2 separate regions of the Homo sapiens genome follow, and region 2 is linked to region 1. A link is an interaction called in ENCODE POLR2A ChIA-PET data of the cell type or tissue named here. Cell type or tissue: A673. All regions are shown on one strand. Links, peaks and the distances in the headings refer to the core of each region. The heading gives the core; the rest is flanking DNA.

Region 1 (8,349 bases), core at 46-8,045:
GGTTTCTTCTGTCTACTCTTTGGATAGTTAACACCTAATATGTTCTTAAACTTTCAATCCATCACAATAAAAACAACCACAATGACAAAAATAACAGCCACAGTGACAAAAATAAACAACCACAATGACAAAAATTATTGAACAATAAATATGGGCTGGGAACTGTGTACCACACATGCATTATTTAATACTCATATCCTGGGCCTGGCACAGTGGCTCACGCCTGTAACCTCAACACTTTGGGAGGCTGAGGCAGGCAGATCGCTTGAGCTTAGGAGTTCAAGACTAGCTTGGGCAACATGGCAAAACTCCATCTGTACCAAAAATACAAAAAATTAGCCAGGCGTGGTGGCACGCACCTTTAGTCACAGCTATTTGGGAGGCCTGAACCCAGGAGGTCAAGACTGCAATGAGCTGAGATTGCACCACTGCACTGCAGCCTGGGTGACAGAGCAAGACTCTGTCTTAAAAAACAAACAAACAAACAACAACAACAACAAAAAAAAAAACCTCATATCCACAGGTGAGCTAAGTACAGCTCTTATTCCCATTTTGCAAATAAAGGAGTCAGTCACACAGCAAAACTCAGCCTCTTAATCACTGTGTTTACCATCTATTAATAAAAGATAAATTTGATAACATTTTTCAATCACTGAGGTCATATTTCAATCATAAAAGCAATCATTTCATATGACAGCTCCATGTAAACTGAAAAAAATGAATGTAGCTCCCCAAGTACAGCTTCCAGACCTAATCCACCGTAGCTGTAAGTAGATCTGCATCTACTTGGTGTATATATATCTCTCACATATATACGGGGCTACAATCTCTTTTTACATATATATATATATACACACACACACACACACACACACACACATACATATATATCTCTTTTTACATCTCTTGTAATCATATATATGGCTTATAATAACTTTTTATATATACATGCATAATCATATATATGGCTTAATTGGTCAGATGAGAGCTTTGGTGGATATATATATACACCATTATAATATGGCACTATATATATGGCCATGTACATATATAGTGCCATAGAAACAATATGAGTATTCATTACAGGCGAATTTCATCCTTGACCCAAAAGTTTCTGTCCATTGCTTCAGTGATCCTCTTGAAAATTTGACTTTGCTAGACAGTTGAGAGGGATTCAAGAAATCAAATCTGAATTTTGGTTCACCTTTGATCCATGCCAATTTATGTAGAATAAAAACAATCTAAACAAACATATGTAACTGACTGGGACAGAAGGAAAAATCCCCCGTGACTTTCATTATAAATATCAGTCATTCAAGTGGCCTTACCTTGCCTTTCATCACCACACAATCCTCCTGTCTGTTGTTTTCATGGCTTGGTTCTCCACGAAGCCATTTGGTAAACGTTACAGGGGTCCCATCACTCCACTCAAAGTACATTTGAATCTTAATGTCATTTAAGCCGATCCACAATTCGTCATTTGGCTCTAAACAGGAAGAAACACACAGTGGTATATACAAGGGTTGCTTTCCAAAGGTCGGGGGGTAAAAGGAACGGAAGGCACTCTGCTTTATCAACAGGGCTCTACCTCCCTTGATATGATCACCATCATGAAAGATAGTCCTCATGAGTGCTCATCTGACCTACATGCTGTCGACTTAGATGCCAACTACATTTTACCTTGTTAGTTTTAGGCTGTGTAGTGTACCCTTTACATTGTGAATATGACTGTATTCTTTAGTGGAAATATTGTAGATTGTATCTCCTGGCAGTTACAAAAACAAAATTGAGGTAGGTCTATTACTATGCTCTATCTTATGAAGCTGCTTTTATTGTTGCAAATAATTTACCATGCCAACTGCACTCATGTTATTGATGGTAGCCTATTTATATACATCTGTTTGACTATGATTAAATTGATGAATGTTTTCAAATAACAAAAATTTTAAACTGCTTCTATTTTACTGACTCTTGTTATCAAGAACATTCTAGATACTTCCGTTAAAGATCAATCACTGTACTGGGAGTGAAAATTATCTATATAGTGAAAGAATTATAAACCAAGAGGTGAGACTTGCACCTGACATTTGGTACCTATCTATTATGCTGTATATACAAATGAATCTGTAATCATTTTCATCATGAAATGCCAGGAAATTCCAGCAAAACTTAAATAACAAATGAGGGTAAAACGAAAACAACCAATATAGATTTAAAACATGATCATTTTGTTTTGAAATTCTATGGAGAACATTATTGATTTTATAAGTAGGTGCCATGCTAAAAATTCCTAAATATCACAACAAAAATGGGATAAAGTTAAAGTCAATGAAGGTTTAAGATGTCATGGCTAAAAAATAAACTTGTCTAAATTAAAAAAAGTTAAAGAATACACAAATCAATATCTATCTAATTCACACGACTGGGAGTCCCATCATGAATGCTTGATGTATGATCATTTAGTGGTATAATAAAATTAGTTGCCAAAGTATTGTAAAGATGATGTTGTGGTAGAAAATGAGGAAAACATCACAATGTATAAGATTCTCCCTAAGCGGTTTAGTCTCTTCCTCCTGAAAGTTGTCATTCAACTTTGCTTTTGGAGAAGTCTCTAGCTGGCCTGGCGCCAGCACTGGCAGATGTTTCCAGTGCCGTGGAGAATGAATGACACTGCCAGGATGATCCTCTTCTCCTTTCACTTGATTTGCAGATCGTGATCTTTTCAGCAACAAATGCAGGCTTCAAAGTGACCTCATGTACCCCTCAAAGATTTAAATTGAAGATCAAAGAAAAACTAACCTCCTAAGTCCCACAGTTAAGAGTTTCCTATATACATATTTCTCACTAAATTGTTCTCCCCCATAGCTTCTTCAATTCCTAAGCACAATCTTGATCCTAGAAAAATATATAAGATGTGAGTGTAAAGTTGTCATGCTGATTTTTATCAATTAGTTGGGGAAGTTGTATTCATTGGTATAATCATAACTTACGTGTATAGGTCTTAATGTGTCCACTTGAAATATACTTCCATGATTAATACAAAAGGTATCATCTCAATTATGTAAAAAAAAATTTCTAGGTTTTTGTTTAGAAACAATAATTTTAACTTTACAACTTTACTTTTATTAATATTATTTTATTGTTTAAAATAAAATCTTATCAATAATTTTTAATGGAAGGTTTTCTAATTTATTTACTAATTCTCATGCTGAATTTCAAAGCAACTTTGGCCATCCAATTTCCTAAAATAATTATAGCAATAAAAATATCAGGTTTTTTTCTTTCACTACATTATGTTATACAAAGTAGAGTTAAATGTGCACTCCAGTTCTAGAGCATCCTAACTAACCTGTTTTCTGCTAAATCATTTGCAAACTTTACTGGCTATAAGTGCCACACTAAATTTAAGTAATTGTTATTCAGACATACCAGTTCTGATTCCATTATTATCTTCTATTGTGAATTTTCCAGGATAAGTAGACACAGAATAACCAAGAAATTGTTCATAGGCTGCAGCTGGGCTATTCTCGTGGCCTAAGACACTCAATGGGGTCAACACAGGAAGATGGATACCATTTGGCAGGTGCTAGAAGTAGGAGTGTTTCGGGGACTTTTAAGTCTTTTTCTGCTACTACTCTATTTGTTTCTCATCTATTTGTTAGTTGCTTTTTCCTCCCCTCCCCCAGCCCCAATCAGTTTCCAGGCACTATGTGTCAGGAAGCTGTCTCCACCATCTCCACCATCCATTTCCTCTTGTTTTGCTGGGGGGAAATGAAGAGCAGCTGCAGCTATTCAGCAGCCTCATCAGTGGAAGATGAAAATGATCATCATTTAATCAACAAGCACTGCTGAGTGCCCATTATCATTATGCTGTTTCTCAAGCCGCTCATCTTCGGGACAAGCATTCCCAGCTCATTTTATTCATCTATTTTTTTCTGCTTAGTACATTTTCTGTGTATTTTTAATTATGCACCTAAAATTGAGACATACATTTCTTTAAAAAAAATTTTTTTTAGTAGAGACGAGGTCTTGCTATGTTCCCTGGACTGGCCTCAAACTCCTGGGCTCAAGCTATCCTTCCCACCTTGGCCTCCCAAAGTGGTGGGATTACAGGCATGAGCCACCGTAGCTTGGCCAAGAAATATATTCCTTTAAAAGGTTTAGGCTGACATCTAACCATTTCAAAAAAAAAAAAACTCCTATATTTTTCACTGTTCAACACCCTCCCAGCATCAGCTAAATTCACAAAGAAAAAAGAAATCTAAAGTCTGAAACAGTCCATTTAGAAATCTTTTTTAGGAGATAAAATATGGACCTAAAAAAAGAAGATACACACACACACACAGATAATTCCAAGGAATTAAGCATTGTTCACAAGTGTAAGGTAGACTGCTCTGCATCCAGATAATGCATGAAAAAAATAATGTTTTAAAACTACCCATAAATGGATTACACATTAAAAGAAAAAGAAATTGAATTATCTTTCAGTGATAAGAATTCTTTCAATTATTATACAATTTTCACATTGTGGCATTTTCAGCATTTGTGATTAAATTCATACGTTGTTCGTTGAATTATTGATTTACATTGATTAAATTTGATGTTTATGATAGAATTTTCCAGAGTTGGGTAGAAAGGGGTGCTCCCAGGATTAAAGCCAAGTATATTATCACTGTCAAGTTTCTCACCATATCCTAGCTGGGAGATAATAAAGTCCAATTCCTCGATGGTGTGGATACTTGTGAGGTCACCGCCTTCCTTCCTGCAGGTGGTCAGAGCATCCCTCTGGATTTTTTTCTCATCTCTGTGAATCTTGTAACAGTGACCGGCATACGGCCACCACTGACTAGGACAGTGAGTAGGCACATCACTTTCTAGAAACAAAAAGGGGGGTCGGAAAAAAATTTTAAAAGATTTGATTAAAACTATAACAATATTTTAATCATTTTATATAATACATGAAACAGCTTATAGTTACTAGGCAAATAAAGGTAACATTTAGTTTTTATTTTCGCAGCATACATATTCACCAAAAATAGACAAGGCATATACTATTTTGTTGGTTTTTAGACAAAACAAAATAACCTACTTTTTAATCAAATGGGAAATCACCTTATCAACTTTCTTTCTTTCTTTTTTTTTTTTTTTTAAGAGACAAGGTCTCCCTCTATTCCCCAGGCCAGAGTGCGGTGGTGTGATCATGTCTCATTGCAGCCTCAACCTCCTGGGCTCAAGCAGTCCTCCTGCCTCAGCCTCCTAAGTAGCTGCTACTACAGGGCATAAGCCACTGTACTTGGCTATGGGAAATCTCTTTTTAAAAAGTTATATCTACAACAAGACTATACTAATACATATTAGATTATCTAAATCTTGTCAGCAAACCTGAACTAAGCATCTGTTATGCACTGTTTAAATGCTGGAGGCCTGAAAGCTTTGGGGGACTAAACACATCCCCTAAAAGATTTGAATTTACTTTATTCTATGGACATTAGGGAGCCAGTCACTCTTGAGAGGCAGGTTAGTGTTGAAGTAGAGAGCTGGAATGGCTGGGGGACAAACGGTCTCCAAGGAGCCTCCGCCACCATAGCCACATGAGTCAGCCACTTGTTGCCTCAGAACAGACCCACTACCATTTAGTTGCTACCCAAAACTGACACGTGCTTGTGACTAGGAGAGGGATCTGGAGTCATAACTCCTAAAACCTGAATTTGCGGTAAGTTGTGTGATCTTCGGCAAGTCACATCACATGAAAAGGAGTACCCATATAGGTGAAAATTTTTAAATGAGATTAGTACTAACACTAATATCAAACCACCCACCCCATGTTCTTCTGAACTAGAAAAGAATAGAGAGAGTGTGCTTGTAAATCACAAGCACCACACAATCATTATTTAATTAAACCAGCTGTCAACATCCTCAGCCTCGCTACTAATAGGATCAAATTGTATAATCTTGATTATACGCTGCAAAAATTTAATAGTAATGAGCTAGGGGAAAGTGACAATAAAGACATTTGAAGGCAGATGTTTATTCATCCCTATTGCCTTGAGCCTGGCACAGGGCCTGGTACATATAAGCGTATTGAGTATTGGAAGAGAAAAAGAATTGAAGTTATAGTTGATATATGGCTGCTTGTTATTACTATTCTAGAGATACTATTTCAAACAGTAATTTGGCAACATGTTTTGCTTAGAAGGGGACTATATTGCCAAATGAAAGTGAACGTATATATTATTTAAGCTCATATTAAATGTTTTCAAATGGCTGTCTTAGTATATGTTCGTTATAGGGTACCTTTCTTCACTATTCCTTTGATGAATTGGTCGTATCTTCCCTTAAAGGTGGAGAGTATCTGAAACATCATTGTTTAAGCCCAGGATTTTGTGCCCTGCAGTCATACAAGTAACTACTCAGTCATGAGGCTCAAATGCTGTACAATTGTAATAAAAAATGCATATTTAAAAAAATTCTATTCCCTCAATACAATTTAGATTCTGTGCACTTCCAGTGGTTACAAAAAAAAAAAGAAGAAAAAGAAAAAGAAAGCAAGCTTAGTACAGCTTTGGAGCCCTCTGGTGGGTTATTTTAATTTTGCTACCTAGGAAATTGAAAATAGTATCAGCCAATGCTGTCCTTCAAAAACTGAAATGATGAACTTTAAACATATTTGAAAGCATGAAAACAACCAACTTGAGTGAAATGAAGGGGAGTTCCCTGGGGCAGCCACAGAAGATGATTTGTTCCTCTAGCCACAGCTCATGTGCTCAGTGGCCACATGCGGTTAAGTGGCTGCTAAGCCAGAGAGTACAGCCCTAGAGACCTGAGGATTATGGACAAACGGGTTAGTGTTACAATAATTCACAGGGTTTGAGGTTGAATTCTTGCCTAAGGCTGTTGCTAATCCCGTATGCTGCATAATTTGAACTCTGATACGCTTTTCCAAGCTCTGGTTTATTTGAGTTTATAGATAAAACAGAATCATTAATCCAGGGAGTATAGAGATGTTCAGAAACTGACATCAAGTGGTTAGCGAGTGAAGAAGGCATCATGGAGGAATAAGAATGTACTGAGTGTTTGATGAAATGAACAAAATTTTATCTCAGGAAGAAGAGTCATGAACATTTCCATTTTACACATGAGGATCCCAGCACCGGCAGGTTAAGCAGTAAGGCCAAGTTACAGAATTCTGAGTGCTGTACCAGAGAAACTATAAAGTAACTATTCTCCTCTTTGGCAACATGGAAATTCCAAGTCTTAGAAAGAGAATTGTAATGAAGGCTTCCAAAAAAGGAAAAAATACACTATTTCTCCTAGAGGAGGAATAGTAGAGGTAAAATGCAAAAATGGTGAGCTTTCTCTAAAGATACCCACCGTCACTATGGAGAGCCTGTAAAGGATAATCAAACCCAACATCCAGGTCCCGCATCTATATCTATTTAGGATCTTGGCCAAATCTATATCAATTAAAATTGCAAACACATCTCCTCCCTAATCCAACAATTCCACTTCCAGGAATGATCACATGCATGAAATGATGTGCATAGAATGTATATAGTTATTTACCTCAGGACTGTTTGTATTAATAAAAGATTGGAAGTAAATTAAATTAAAAATCCATTACACAGGAGATCGGTCAAAAAAATATATGTGCTGTCTCTGCAATAGCTTTTGGACAGCCATAAAATTAAACATAGAAGCTGTTTATATTCTACGTGGAATGATGTCCAAAATTGTTGTTAAGTGGAAAACTTAGGATAAAAACATATTATAGTATACTGCCATTTGTATGAAACAAAAATAATTATAAATATATTTGTTTATATAGTCACAGAATAACTAAGGATACACACCCAGAAACAATTATTCTCCAGGAAGGTAAACTGGGTGTTACAGGTGAGAGGTAGGGAAAACCTTATTATTTATCATGTTGTATCTTTTGAATCTCTAGCTATGTCAAGCGTATTTTAAAATACATGAAATTGCTTTCAAAGCCAATGGGAAGAAAAAAACAAGAATGCCACATTGTCAGTTTCCTCCAGCAGAAAAACAGAAATAAATTAAACCATTTAAAGCATTCGCTGTCCCTCCAAAAAGAGGTAATAATAAAAAATATGTAGTTTGTCTTTCATCAATTGGAAGAAAGAATTCTTGCCTTAGTAGTTTATTCTCCTATAAAATTGTAAGGGACAACACAATTGATTTTTTTTTTTCTTGAAGTCTAGCCGATATTTAAAATTCAGTTACAGGCCAGGCACGGTGGCTCATGCCTGTAATCCCAGCACTTTGGGAGGCTGAGGTGGGTAGATCACCCAAGGTCAGGAGTTCAAGACAAGCCTGGCCAACACAGCG
Region 2 (8,349 bases), core at 102-8,101, 270 kb after region 1:
TTTGGAATACAGTCCTGCAGACTTGGGCATTTGAAACACAGATCAAGAAATTTTGATGCTAGCAACTTTCAATTATATTTGGTGACAATTCCTTCATATTCTGATTGTTTTTTGATTTTCATAGCTTTATAGCTTGCTATATTATACAATATGCAAGTTTTAAAAAATATTTTTCAAAATGTTAATTCGACATGAATATAGCAACATCCTTGATAGTTTTAGCTTTTTAAAAAAGCATGCCAGAAAGGTAAGAAAGTCATTTTCACCAAGAGTTTTTGTTGCTTGACATCTATAGATTTTCAGAAGCATTATTTTCTCATCTTTATATTTTTAAGCATCTAATTATTATGCTGCAATGTCATAGTTTCTAGTGATATATTGCAAATGATCTAAACTTTGCAATAATCCCTTTTCCTCTTCACAAATATGTATCTCATGCCCACTGTGTGTCAGGCCCTGTTGTAGGGAATTAACATCTTCCTCTTATCTTACCTCTCTCTCCCCTACACAGTAAACCTTTAGCAAAATTACTGGGTTAGATTGGTTAGTAAATCATATTGCAAAATAATTATCTGTGCTTTAACAAATACAGTGTGTTGATAATCTGATGGGATGGGTTCTTTGTTACTCATATGTGTATAAGCATATTAGGGCACCACTAAATCGACAGAATTCTGGACTAAAACTACTTCATAACAAAATCAGTTATAGTTGATGAGACCAATACAATAAATCATTAAGAGATCCTTGAAGGAAAAAAAATAACTGTAAAAGGCAACATTTAAAATATTTTTCATATGCATATGGGACGTATAGAGGTATTTACCTTTCACATACATTTAGATTTGGATTACACATATAATTGATAGAATAAAAAATAAGCAATGCAGTTTTGTAATTTCTAGTATGAAGGCATTGAATAGAACTTAAAATTCAATTTGTTTATAGTTTTAGTCTAAATTTACAAAATATTTAAATAGACATAGGTCTCTCCTTTAGATATGAAGCTTAAAGATATATTCTAAACATTTTAGATTTTTTTTGTGTTCCTGTTATAGCTTTTAAAATATTTTGGTCATTTTTTATTTTGAAATAATTTCAAAGTTACAGGAAATTTGTTAAGAATAGAAGGAAAAGCACCTCTAAACCCTTCACTTGAATTCCCCACTTGTTCATATTTTGCCCCGTTTGCTATAGTTTTCTCTCTCTCTGTTCATAATATGTCCTGAACCATTTGAGAATAAGTTGAAACATTAACCCCTAATTTCTTCAGTGCATATTTCCTAAGAACAAGGACATCGTGCTACCTTGCCACTGTACCATAACCTAAATCAGGAAATCAACACTGATACTGTTATTAGAAGAACTTCAGCCAAATTAAATTTAAAGGAGGTTAATTGAGCAATCAACGATTCGTGAATCGGGCAGCCCCCAGAATCAGCAGATTCAGACAGACTCCAGGGATGCCCTGTGGTCAGAACAAATTTATAGACAAAAAAAGGGAAGTGGCATACAGAAATTGGCAGTGAGGTACAGAAATAGCTGGACTGGTTACATATTGGCATTTGTCTTACTTGAACACAGTCTGAACACTTAGCAGTCTGTGAGTGGTTGAAGTACGTCGTCTGGGATTGGCCAAGACTCAGCTGTTGTTACAGGTGCGTACTCCTAGTTAGGTTATCAATCTTGTCCGCCTATTGAGCTAGGTTACAGTTCGTCCACAAGGACTCAAATATAGAAGTACAGAGTGCTTCTCAGGCCATATTTAGTTTAAGAATCCAATACCTTTATCTAATTGGTAGACCTTATTCCAGTCTCATTGACATGTATGTATGCATGCACATGTATATTCTGGGTCAAGATCCAATCCAGGGTCAGCAATTACATTTAGTTATCATCTCTTTTAGTCTAGAGTGGTTCCTTAGTTTTTCTTCACCTTTCGTGACTTGGACATTTTCCACAGTACAGGATCGTTGTTTTATAGACAGTCCCTCCATTTGAGTTTGTTTGGTCCCTCCGTTTGAGTTCATTTGATGTTTCCTAATGATTAGATTTAATTATGTACCTTTGGGCAGGAATATTAAATTGTTCCATTTTCTGGTGATGTTAACTTTCATGTCTCAGGGTCTTTGTTTCTTAATGTTTTGGTTGCACATGGGTATTTTAATAATAGAAGGAGTTCTAATTTATAGGAGTTTGTGAAACAAGACATTGGGATTTATTTATTTATTTATTTATTTATGTATTTATTTATTTATTTATGGAGACAGAGTTTCGCTCTTGCTGCCCAGGCTGGAGTGCAATAGCATGATCTCAGCTCACTGCAACCTCTGCCTCCCGGGTTGAAGTGATTCTCCTGCCTCAGCCTCCCAAGTAGCTGGGATTACAGGCATACGCCTCCATGCCCGGCTAATTTTTGTATTTTTAGTAGAGACGGGGTTTCACCATGTTGGCCAGGCTGGTCTCGAACTCCTGACTGACCTCAAGTGATCTACCCACTTCGGCCTCCCAAAGTGCTAGGATTACAGGCATGAGCCACCACACCCTGCCTGGATTTTAAAAACCAGATTAATATGGCTGTGATCTCATACATGAAGACTGATGTCTTTTTAAGCGCATAAAAAGCACTAAATTATTTATGCATATGCAATTTCCAGGCATATTATGAACTCAACCTTCACATCGACGTTTGCGCCTCTAGATTATACCCTAGAAAATTCTGGGTATTAATTAATATACTTTCATTTTGCTCAAAAGTTCTTAACTGCAGCATTCTGTTCCGCATTACTTTATACTCTTACCATCTTCTCCTGCTTTGCTAAAATTATATATAATGCAAAACTGAGATTGCTGTAAAAATACATTTTGTTTCTTGATTAATGATCGTGCCTTACATATTTAAATTCAATTTGTACAATTCGAAAATTAACAATTTTTCTTAAATTCAGTTAACATTTTGTGGTTTAACTTTGAGGATAATGACTGTAGAAAAACGGTTTTCAGATCAAATCATTTATTAATCATCTGAGGACCTCAGAATTCTTTCTTTAGAGATTTTGCATCAGCAGCTGTGGGGCTAAGAAACCTGAATTTTTTAGCAAGGTGCTAGGCAGTTATGGTGCAAGCAGCTTAGTTGTCCCACCAGCCTTTAAGAAACACTGCAATAGAGAAAGGCTGGGTGCGGTGGCTCAACCTATAATCCCAGCACTTTGGGAGGCCGAGGCGGGTGGATCACTTGAGGTCAGGAGTTTGAGACCAGCCTGGCCAACAAGGTGAAACCCTGTCTCTACTAAAAATATAAAAATTAGCCAAACGTGGTGGTGGATGCCTGTAATCCCAGCTACTTGGGAGGCTGAGGCAGGAGAATCACTTGAACCCAGGAGGCGAAGGTTGCAGTGAGCCAAAATCACATCACTGTACTCCAGCCTGGGCAAGAGCGAAACTCTGTCTCAGGGTGGGGAGAAAAAAAAGAAATATCAAGAAGGGGTGGGGAGGTGGGGAATGACTTCTAGCAAATGCCATATTCAGTGTACTCAATAGAACCGAAAGAAAAAAAAATCAGCATTCCTACAGTCATGTCTATTGTTTCTTATCAAAATGAACAGTGTAGTTTTAAGTTTATAAAAATGAAAAATGATATCTGCATAGTCCATAGTCTGACAGATATTTTTAGCAAATATTTTATAACCATACAATTTATCTGACCATTCACTTAAGTAGTGTGGCTGGGAAGAAAAAACAATCGTAAAATCCAATTAGGTATTTTTGTTGTATTGAATTTGATGACATGATATAAACTAGATACAACTAGAAAGTAGGTTAAAATATTTTTGGGCCAGGTGTGGTGGCTCACGCCTGTAATCCCAGCACTTTGGGAGGCTGAGGTGGGTGGATGACTTAAGTCCAGGAGTTGGAGGCCAGCCTGGGCAACATGACGAAACTGTCTGTACAAAAAATACAAAAATTAACCAGGCATGGTGTCACATGCCTGTACTTCCAGCTACTTGGGAAGCTGAGGTGTGGGATTGTTTGAGCCTAGGAGGCTGAGGCTGCAGTGAGCTATAATCACGCTTCTGCACTCCAGCCTGGGCAACAGAGTGAGACCTTGTGTCAAAAAAAAAAAAAAAAAAAAGAAAAAAAAATTTTTTTGTAGTAGTGTTGTTACTTAAATAGAACTTCTAGTGTCTTTTTTTTTAATAAGCCCTCCCACAAACAGACACACACACACACACACACACACACACACACACACACACACCCCTTCTTAGGGAGGAATATATTCAAGATTGTGGGAAATGCATATGCTTCTGTTTTTGAGAAATATGCAAGACACAAAATAATTTGTCTGAATGATTTTTAATCTAATCATAAGTTGACTAAAATAGGTTTGTGGCTAAATTAATGTGTTCAGAAGCTGATTTTATTGAGTTAAACTTTCGCTGAACTTTATTAAAACCCTTGCAACAGAAATTAATCTTAAGAAATGAGGAAATGGAAAGGTTAATTTACATTAAGTGTACTCAAGAAGAAAAACTGAATTTAGAACAGTTGTTAGCCTGGAGTCTGTAGATTTTCGTGCATCAAACATTCATTTTTTCAAAGTTACAACTTTATTCGTAACTTGTATGCATAAACATTTGCTCCAAAATCTGGTATTACTTTTTTGTTTCAATTCCAAAATCAACATATATGAGAAATTTCATATAGAAACAATTTATAGCATTAAAAATGTATTACCCACTACAATGTGGCCTGGGTGACAGCGAGACTCTGTCTTCAAAAAAAAAAAAAAAAAAAAAGAAAAGAAAAGAAAAAGAAAAAAAAGAAAAAGTATTACATCTTGTGAGAATTGAAATTTCAGAAAGTTCAAAATACATTTTTTTGAAGTAGAGTTGATACTGTCTGTTTGTAAGTTGTATGAAATAACAATGACAAGTAGCAAAAGTTAGGTGTGAGCATAGCTAGTAAAAAGGTTTTTTAGAAAGTATTATTTTGTGAAAATGTTGGTTATTTTACAAGTTGTATGTTTATAGTTATGACGCATTTTTGCCCCTGGAAAATTCCAAATTATTTAATATGTTTATGGAGATATTATTTGCTTTATTTGTTTTTGAAAAAGCATTTAAAAATATTTCTGTGAATTAACTTTAGATGCTTGTAAACTTTGGAAACATTCAGTTTTCTTACTTAAAAGTATATTTTTAGTTGGATAAACATTAACAGAGGCAAAGAAACCTTTACCACATATATTTTAATGTTTTAGGAATTAAGGCTGAGCTGTTTTAGTACCAATTATAATCTTGTAGTAAATGAAATGGGTTAGTTTAAAGCTATCAGTATTTTCTTAGGGGTAAAGATGGACTTATTAAGTATTTTTTTTTTGGCAAATACTAACAAAATAAAAGTTAGACACAATACCTTAGGGTATAATTGTTATTAGATTCTCATGACAGGTCTTCACAGATTCTCAGTCACAGTAGTGGAATGGTGACATGTGTCATGGTTAAGAGCCAAGGCTTTGGAGTGAAACTTGCCTTAGATTTGGGAAAAAGTACTTAACTTCTAACAAATGCCATATTTAGTGTACCCAATAGAACTGAAAGAAAAAGTACTTAACTTTCTTAAGCCTCAAAGTCCTTATCTGTAAAATGGAATAAGCAGTTGTCTGAGGAGCAAATGATGTAATATCTATAAATTTGTAGCACAGAGGTGGGCCCATATAAGTACCCAATAAATGTTAGTTGTTACTAATGACATTGCTGCTTTTCATGGTTTTATAACAGTCATAGCAGGTGAAATTTCTGAAGTCCTACCTCACTTGTTTCTTGGACGGAATCACTTACGGAGAATAGTTTTGGTAAAATTTTCTTTTCCCGTAGTTTTTTCTGCTTTTACTAGTTTGAAAGATTGCCAGCGTTTAGCTGTTTTCCTTATCTTGAATTAGAAGTAGAAGGCTACAGTTTATTCAGTAGTAGCATAGTAAAGAGGAGTTTCCTGTAGCTCGGTCTCCTTTAGGATATATACAGTATCCTGCTGGTCATGGTTTTTGACAGTGACTATTTCAAATGAGGCAGACACTGGTGAGATATTTTCCAGCCAGCCTGACCCCCTGGCAGTGCTGTTAGGGCAGGCAGAGTGGGGTTTTGCTCTCCTGACATGCCCCAGGGAAGATGGGGGGCGGTGCGGCTACTATCTTCACAACAGAAGATCGTTTAGAGAATTCCATTGAGTCAGCATATTATTAATTTTTATGTATAGGTTTTTTTACATTTATGTAGGGATGCTTATATTTAATCTTAAAAGGTAGTCCTATACAGTTGTATCAGAAACCATAAGAGATCTTTCACTCTCTCAAACCACTTTTTTTTTTTTTTTTTTTTGAGACGGAGTCTCGCTCTGTCGCCCAGGCTGGAGTGCAGTGGCGCGATCTCGGCTCACTGCAAGCTCCACCTCCCGGGTTCACGCCATTCTCCTGCCTCAGCCTCCCGCGTAGTTGGGACTACAGGCGCTCGCCACCACTCCCGGCTAATTTTTTGTATTTTTTAGTAGAGACGGGGTTTCACTGTGTTAGCCAGGATGGTGTCGATCTCCTGACCTTGTGATCCGCCCGCCTCAGCCTCCCAAAGTGCTGTGATTACAGGCGTGAGCCACCGTGCCCGGCCCCAGACCACTTTTATTAACTCAGGTATTATGAAAGGAATCACTGAAGAATATGAAAGCTCAAATAAGATTAAAAAATGCTTTAATACTGTTGAAGTCTTTCAGTTCAAGAGCAGGCAATAGAATGTATAGAATGTTTATCTTATGACCAGATACAACCTCCCAAGGAAAACTGGATCCCACAGGGCAGCTGGTCTCCACAGTTCCTGCCGGGACTACAGTTGCTGGAAGTCATTCAATCACTTTTCTTTTTTTTAAGGGAATTAAGTACAGGTAAAGGAACTCTTCTAGCAAAGATCTTAATAATCTCTTGATTATCAATGTCCATGGAGGCTTTTTAGTCCTTCCTTTGCTTCTGCATTCTTGACCCCTGGCTTCTTTCATGTACTCTCTCCTAATTTGCCTGTCTTTCTGAACGGGTCATTCCAGTTTTCAATAGGTGACTTCTACTTCTTCCTGTCACCAGTGTGGGTGTTGCCTATGGTTCTGTTGTGTGGATTTCTGATACATATATATATAAACATTCTGGAGAGTCTTATTGACAGATTCCACAATTACTTAAACATTGTCAATTCTGGCCTAGATTGCTATGTTAAACTCTAGTCCCTATCTCCAACTTTATGGGCTTTTTATTTTTTAGCTATACCATAGCTGTCTCAAATTAAACTTGTTAAACTGAATGCATCATTTTCATTACTACCACAATCTTCTAATTCTCTGCCCCTCTTAAAGCCATCTCTTCCTGCTGTATTTTCTGACTTTGTGAATGGCACTATTGTCTAGCAATTTAGGTCAAAACCATGACTAGTATTAGATACTTTCCTCTCCATCAAATCTTTTTCAATCCTGTTACCCTACTGCTACTGACTAGGCCTGGATAATGTCAATGCTTATGTGATAAAGGCTGGATACCTTAACCTGGATTTCAAGCTTGTGGGCAAGAACAAATGAAACTATGAAACCATGGGCTGTATAAAGGGTATTAAGTGCCACTCTCTGTTGAACTGTTTGATGAAACTGGCTTTGATGACCCAGAAGAAGCCTTAAATTTGAATGCATTCTGTTCTTTCAAAACTGCTGCTAACCAGTTTTCATGTTTATTACCACTTGCTGCTGCTGGAAAAAAGTTAGGAGCTACTATGTTTTACTCATTTGGTCTTTGAATAATAGCAGCAGTACAAATCCCAGGATTCTCAAAGCAGTTCCAACCACAACAAACCAAAAACTAAACTACAGATAAATGGGAAACAGGTGTGTCCGGTTTGATAAAAAGGGAAAGGGTTATCAGGTGGCCACATCCTTTCCTTGTCATTCATATCCCCAACCTCCAGATCCTCTCTACTCTCATAAGTTTGAATACAGTCAACGTTACTTGGGTCAAAAACTAATGTTGATTATGATTAAAAAGAGAAACAAAACTCAGCACTTCCTTCATTAAAAATAAAGGTTGAGAAACTTGATAAGAAAAAAACTAAAATATTCTTTTTTTTTTTTGAGATGGAATCTCGCTCTGTCACCCAGGCTGGAGTACAGTGGCCTGATCTTGGCTCATTGCAACCTCCGCCTCCTGGGTTCAAGTGATTCTCCTGCCTCAGCCTCCAGAGTAGCTAGTACTACAGGCGTCCGCCACCACGCCTGGCTAATTTTTGTATTTTTAGTAGAGACAGCGTTTCACCATATTGGCCAGGC

The links. ChIA-PET counts read pairs that join two places held together with the same protein. Peaks named below come from ENCODE experiments on the same cell type or tissue, not always from the same donor. Only the 100,000 strongest peaks of a DNase experiment are listed, where the experiment ranks them.
Region 2: POLR2A ChIA-PET joins it to region 1 with 12 read pairs; 3 of 35 experiments call an interaction of 5 or more read pairs at or near these places.

Annotation. Positions count from the first base shown.
Region 1 is chr10:17,846,104-17,854,452 of GRCh38, reverse strand. It overlaps MRC1 (mannose receptor C-type 1), which reads right to left. Exons shown (of 30, transcript NM_002438.4): 7 at 4,689-4,874; 8 at 1,329-1,486. Among named protein-coding and RNA genes, the nearest start is that of MIR511, 5.2 kb to the right of the region's middle. In A673, for the core only: a CTCF peak has its summit at 6,578 (motif pointing left); DNase peaks (open chromatin) are centred at 2,632, 3,742 and 6,572; H3K27ac peaks cover 693 bases.
Region 2 is chr10:17,578,413-17,586,761 of GRCh38, reverse strand. No RefSeq gene overlaps it. Among named protein-coding and RNA genes, the nearest start is that of HACD1, 35 kb to the left of the region's middle. In A673, for the core only: no CTCF peak of the experiment used is centred there; no DNase peak of the experiment used is centred there.